Linked DNA regions of Mus musculus: region 2 is linked to region 1. The links are chromatin loops, found by intact Hi-C in ENCODE. Cell type or tissue: gastrocnemius. All regions are shown on one strand. Links, peaks and the distances in the headings refer to the core of each region. The heading gives the core; the rest is flanking DNA. Region 1 overlaps Mypn (myopalladin). Region 2 overlaps Herc4 (hect domain and RLD 4).

The links. A loop is a pair of places that touch in the nucleus more often than their neighbours do. Peaks named below come from ENCODE experiments on the same cell type or tissue, not always from the same donor. Only the 100,000 strongest peaks of a DNase experiment are listed, where the experiment ranks them.
Region 2: it touches region 1 in a loop (2.3-fold over the local background); 5 of 42 quality-filtered maps call a loop at or near these places.

Annotation. Positions count from the first base shown.
Region 1 is chr10:63,154,905-63,157,820 of GRCm38, reverse strand. All of the region lies in intron 6 of Mypn (myopalladin), which reads left to right. Among named protein-coding and RNA genes, the nearest start is that of Mypn, 48 kb to the left of the region's middle. In gastrocnemius, for the core only: a CTCF peak has its summit at 1,280 (motif pointing right); no DNase peak of the experiment used is centred there; H3K4me3 peaks cover 347 bases; H3K27ac peaks cover 2,296 bases.
Region 2 is chr10:63,286,061-63,288,976 of GRCm38, reverse strand. It overlaps Herc4 (hect domain and RLD 4), which reads right to left. Exons shown (of 25, transcript NM_026101.4): 11 at 2,836-2,916; 12 at 1,399-1,458; 13 at 968-1,079. Among named protein-coding and RNA genes, the nearest start is that of Gm51767, 10 kb to the right of the region's middle. In gastrocnemius, for the core only: no CTCF peak of the experiment used is centred there; no DNase peak of the experiment used is centred there.

The DNA.
Region 1 (2,916 bases), core at 304-2,803:
TCATACAGAGTGCCGGTGCCATTGGTTGGCTTGTTGTGAGATGACCATGTGCTTGTGAATGCTGGGTAAGTGCTCTGCCACTGAGCTACATCCCTAGCCCCTGCTTTGTTGTCGGTGTAGGCAAAGCCTCAGGCTGACCTCAAACTCTCTAAGTAGCAGTGGACGACTTTGAACTCCTGGTCTTGCTTCCACCTGCTGAGTACCAGGGTTACAATGTATCCGTGAGCACACCTGCTTTTATGCAGCTGCTGGGAATTCAACCCAGGCCTTTGTACCTGCTAGGCAACCTCTCTACCAACAGAGTTACATCCTCAGCCCACCCTCTATGCCTTGTTTCTATTTTTCACATGTATTCACTTCTTTGGCATGGACTGTCCCTCTACCCTGTAGGTTTCAGGGATGGGATTGAGGTTTCAGCCTCGGCAACAAGTACCCTTTCCCTTTGAGCCATCTCAGCACCCTTCCTGTGTTTTGAAACACTCTGTGTATGGAGCTAGACCACCCTTCCTCCTCCTCTTTGCAACATCAAAAACATTTCACTCTACTTAGGAAGAGAACAGCACTCACACGTCTTGAGTGTGGAGGGAGGGAGGTGACCAAATTAGAATCTTGCTCCTGTCACCTCCCACTCAACAGCAGCTGCCCTGGCTGGCTTTCAAGGCTGCCTCAGCCCTAGCTCTGGCGGCTTCAGCAGTAACTTGAAGATCGAAAGGGGGCAGGGGAAGGGAGAATTTGAAGAGCCCTACATTATATAACAGCAGAGGCAGGAAACCCTGAAATAACTGGGCCAGTGGCCAGATCCAGATTTCTCAAGGCTTCACCATCCCTCTTCCCAGCCCACCAGTTCCAGAGACTTTTCTGCATCCTTAGCCCGGGCCACCCATGACAACCAAACTGTCATAGCACAAGTGTGGCAGTCAGAGGACAACTTATGAGAATCTGTTTTCTCCTCCCACCATGTAGGTCCTGGAATCAAACTCATATCCTCAGGCTTAGTGGCAAGCACCTTTGCCTGCTGAGCCCTCTCGACATCTCCCATTGGTTTATATCACTAAGCTCTTTTTTTTGGACCAACTACAGCCTAAGGCACTACACACATTTCTGTGCTTCATGCCTAAAGAGACTGAAACATCTGGATTTAAAAAGATAAATAACAACATGAACCTTGGAGCTATACGTAAAAATATTTTATCTTATGCAGATGAGTGTTTTGTATTTTATCTGTATATATGTATGTGCACTCCATCCATACCTGCATCCAAGGAGGCCAGAAGAGGGCAGCAGACTCCCTAGAACTGGAGCTAGAGACAATTGTGAGTCACAATGTGGATACTGGGAATCAAGCTTTAGTTCTCTGCAAGAACAAGTGCTCCTAACTGATAATGTATTTTAACCAATAAGAGAGATGCTATTTCTGTTACTGTTTTGTTTTGTTGGCTGGGTGCTTGTTTGTTTGATTGCTTTTAAAAACAGAGTCTCACTATATAGCTCTGGTTGCCCTAGAATTCACTACATAGACCAGGCTGGCCTCAAACTCACAGAGATACAACTGCCTCTGCCTCCCAAGTGCTGGGGTTAAAGGGTGTCACTATGCCTGGCTGAAAAGCTGTTTGTGAAGGCATCTTTGCGTTGAGCCTGCCAGGCAAGATCCACTAAGCAGGAACACCCATTTACAGCACTGCTGCTATCAGGCAGGGCAAAGCAGGCATGTTTCCAAATCTCTTCTGCATTAAATGCTTCCATTCTTGGAATATCTTCAGGAAGAGCAGGGACAAAGGGCTCAGGGCTGCCTGGTCACAGAGACTCTCCAGACTGTCGGGTGTGTAATGAATGAACTCAAACTCTGTGGTGACAAAAAACAAAAAAACAAAAACAAAAACAAACCGAAGATTTGCACTTTGACCATTGTTTTGACCTCAGAGGAATGAGGACTTTGGACTATAGTGACTTTATTTCAGATCCATAATTTCCAATAAAGATTAACTTGGGCTTCCTCAGTTGGGGACTGTCTCATTTAGCTTGACTGAAATGAAATGAACGCAGCCAAGTCTGTGCTCCTTGTGTGTATTTGTTTGGGTTTTGCTCCTACAATGGAATACCAAAGGCTGGGTCCTTTATACAGGAAAGAGGTTTGTGTACCTAAGAGGTTTGGCATTTCAAGGGTCTAACAGTGGTATTGCCTTAGCTCTGGTGATGATCTTGTGGCGGAGAATAGGAAGAGAATCATGCAGAGAGACAGGGTTTTAAAAGAAAAAAAGAAGGGACTGGAGAGATGGCTCGGTGGTTAAGAGCACTTGCTGCTTTTCCAGAGGACCTGTGCCCTGTCTCCAGCTCCCACACAACGGCTCACAACCATCCATAGCTCCAGCTCTAGAGGAGGATCCAGCACCCTCCTCTGGCCTCCCTGAGCACCAGGCATAGATCTGTGCTCTCCAGACATACACACACAGGCGAACACCATACATAAAAGTTCGTTTGGAAAAAAAAAAAAAAGAAAGGAAGAGAAAAGGAGCCAGTAACGACCTCTCAAGTCGCCTCTTGATGGTCTCACTACCTCTTAACACTGTCACCTGAGGGAAGAAGCTTCTAACATGTGAATGTTTAGGGAGATACATTGTATCGACTGTTTAGGGAGACACATTGTATAATCCACATCAGCATCACAGCATCAGAGGATGCCTGGGGTCTACTGCCCTGACTAAAGCAGCATCATCCACACCATGCCCTAATGGCTTACCTAACTAATCTCTATGTGTGAGTAGACACATCTCTTTATGAGACTTTGTAGAAGACCTTGGATTTACCAGGCCTAGTGGTGCACGCCTCTGATTCTCAGCCCTCAGGAGATGGAGGCGGGAGAATCAAGAGTTCAAGGTCATCCTCAGCTACCTAACAAGGCCACTTTATTCTAAAAAA
Region 2 (2,916 bases), core at 158-2,657, 130 kb before region 1:
ACACATAAGAGAGAAAAAAGGAAATCAAGAACTATGACAAACATGAAATGAGTGAAACATAAAATGGACATCTTTCAGTGATGTATGTTGGAACGCAATAAAAACAGTTGCCTAAGCATTGCGAAGAAATTTCAAACAACTTTATTTAATAATCATTTAAACTATCACAATGGCTAAATAAAGCTATTAACAGACCCAAATCAGTAAAGTATTTAGAGTCTGCTACAAACATCTGAAAAGATTTATGCCTCTTTAATATCTAAACTTGTAGTTTAGCTTTAAAATAAAACTTTTACTTTTGTTTTGTTTTGTTGGTTTTGAGACAGGGTTTCTTTGTGTACCCCTGGCTGTCTTGGAGCTCACTCTGTAGACCAGGCTGGCCTCGAACTCACAGAGATCTGCTTTTGCCTCTGCCTCCTGAGTGCTGGCATCAAAGGCGTGTGCTACTGCACCTGGCATTAAATCTTTTTTTTTAAGATTTATTTATTATATGTAAGTACACTGTAGCTGTCTTCAGACACTCCAGAAGAGGGCGTCAGATCTTGTTACAGATGGTTGTGAGCCACCATGTGGTTGCTGGGATTTGAACTCCGGACCTTCGGAAGATCAGTCAGTGCCTCTTACCCACTGAGCCATCTCACCAGCCCCCCCCCCTTTAAAAAATTTATTATTATATGTAAGTACAATGTAGCTGACTTCAGATGCACTAGCAGAGGACATCAGATCTCATTATAGGTGGTTGTGAGCCACCATGTGGTTGCTGGGATTTGAACTCATGACCTTCGGAAGAGCAAGTCAGTGAGTGCTCTTACCCACTGAGTCATCTCGCCAGCCCCATTAAATTTTTTATTATGAAGTATAATATAAATCCATAAAACACAACGTTAATTAATTAGGCTGCAAACATAAAATACTATGTAAAAATCCAGCAGCTAAATAGTAAATATACAAGCACTTAAAAACAAACCTGCTGAGATATCTGAGGATGATCAGGTTGTATAAGTTTGTGGAATAAGAGTCTAGCAGCGTTCATATCAACCCCTGAAAATCTGGTACCTGTTCTATAGTGATCGTCATTGCTAAAAATGGAAAAGAGAGGGAGAGTCATTTTCTGCAGAGCTGTAGCCACTCAGCAGTCCCCAGGCTCCAGTATTATAACCCCATGCCTGCTCAGACAAGTAACTTAATAAACTCAGTAGGCACCACACAGACACAGAGGGCATGAAAGTAAGAGAGGCTGAGTGGGGAGGAGGTACGAGAGAGCAATGAGGGGTTGTCTCATCAAAGTACACTATACATATGTACAAACTTGCCGACTGTTACAAGTATGTAGTAATTAGTTCTTTAATACATCACTCAAGTTTGAAAGGTTCAGTCAATCAAGGAACTGCCACTTACCTAATAGCCAGAAAACTTCCATTTAGGCAGCCAGATGAAGAAAATGTTCCATCTATCTCACTAAAAATAAAATAAATGATATATATTACTACTTGCCTTTTGTTTTTAATAAAGATTTAAATGACAATTTAGGCCTGGATATGGTGGCATATAAGCAGAATCTGATCATTTGAGAAGCTGAGGCAGGAGAATCTACAGCTTAAGGCCAACCTATGCTACAGAGTTATGACTGTTATTTTTTTTTTTAATGGGGCCAGCGATGACTTAGTGACTGCTTGCTCTGTAAGCGGGACTCAAGCCCAACCCCCTACGACCGATGAGTGGCAGTGTGAGCTTATAAGACCAGAACTAGGGAAGCAGAGACAAGAAGATCCCCAAGACCCTTGTAGTCCAGCAATCTCCAGGTTTAGTAAAGAACTTGATCTTTAAAATTAAATAAACATAATAATAATTAAATTAAATATATTAAATAAATATAGTATACAATAAAAATTAAATATAAAGACTGATTATACAATACTAGATAAAGGTATTAACTATTTGACTTAAGCTTAAATGCATTCATCTTCAGCAGCCAAGTTGGCTCAGTTGATAAAGTGCCTGGTGCAGGAAGGAACATGAAGAAATGACCTTGGATTCCCCAGGACCCACATGAAACGCTGGGTGTGGGACGTACTTGTAACTTTGGTGGTGGTGGATGGGGGAGGGTGGGTGGAAGGCCCAAGATCATCTCTCAAAACCTACAATGCTCAGGGATGGGAGGAACAGTCAGCATAGACCCACCGTTTCCACATGCACACAGAAGTAAATGCACATCTGCAGACATCTGTGCACACACCCACCACCCTCCACCACAAAAGGACAATTCAAGGAAATGAAGAACTAGATTCCTTCCTTCCTCCCTTCCATCCATCCACCTATCTATCAAAGTCTCACTATGTAGCCTTGCCTGGCCTAGACTTTGTTCTGTAGACGGTGTTGTCCCTGAACTCATAGAGAACCACCTGGTTCTGACTCAGTGCTGGGATTAAAGGCATGCACCACTAAACCAAGCTCCATCTTCAAATAATCTTTATGTAAGTGGAAGAGAATGAATTTTCAAAAGTTGTCTTCTGACTGCCACATGTGTACAACAGCCTATGTGCAGTACATACATATATGCAAAATACATAAATATTAATTTTTGAAAAAAGGAGCATTAAAGCAACAAAGGAACACAGTTTAAACAGAATCTGAAAACGGCTGCTCCACATTGTGCCATGTCATCAGCTAGGGTTTTTTCCTGTCTGAAAGGACTAGAGCTTTAAGATCTTAAAAACATGGAAACTCTAAGTACTTAACATTTTTATATATAAACCATCAAGAAAATGACAGTCAATGAAATATTGAAATGAAATTTCTTCACAGGGCTATGTATAAGTAGACTGTTTCCCATACTTGGCTATCTCCACAGGGAACCTTCCAGAGGGGTAGCTGAGCCATTTCTGAATCAGAGCTTCGTTCACTGTCCAGATCTGC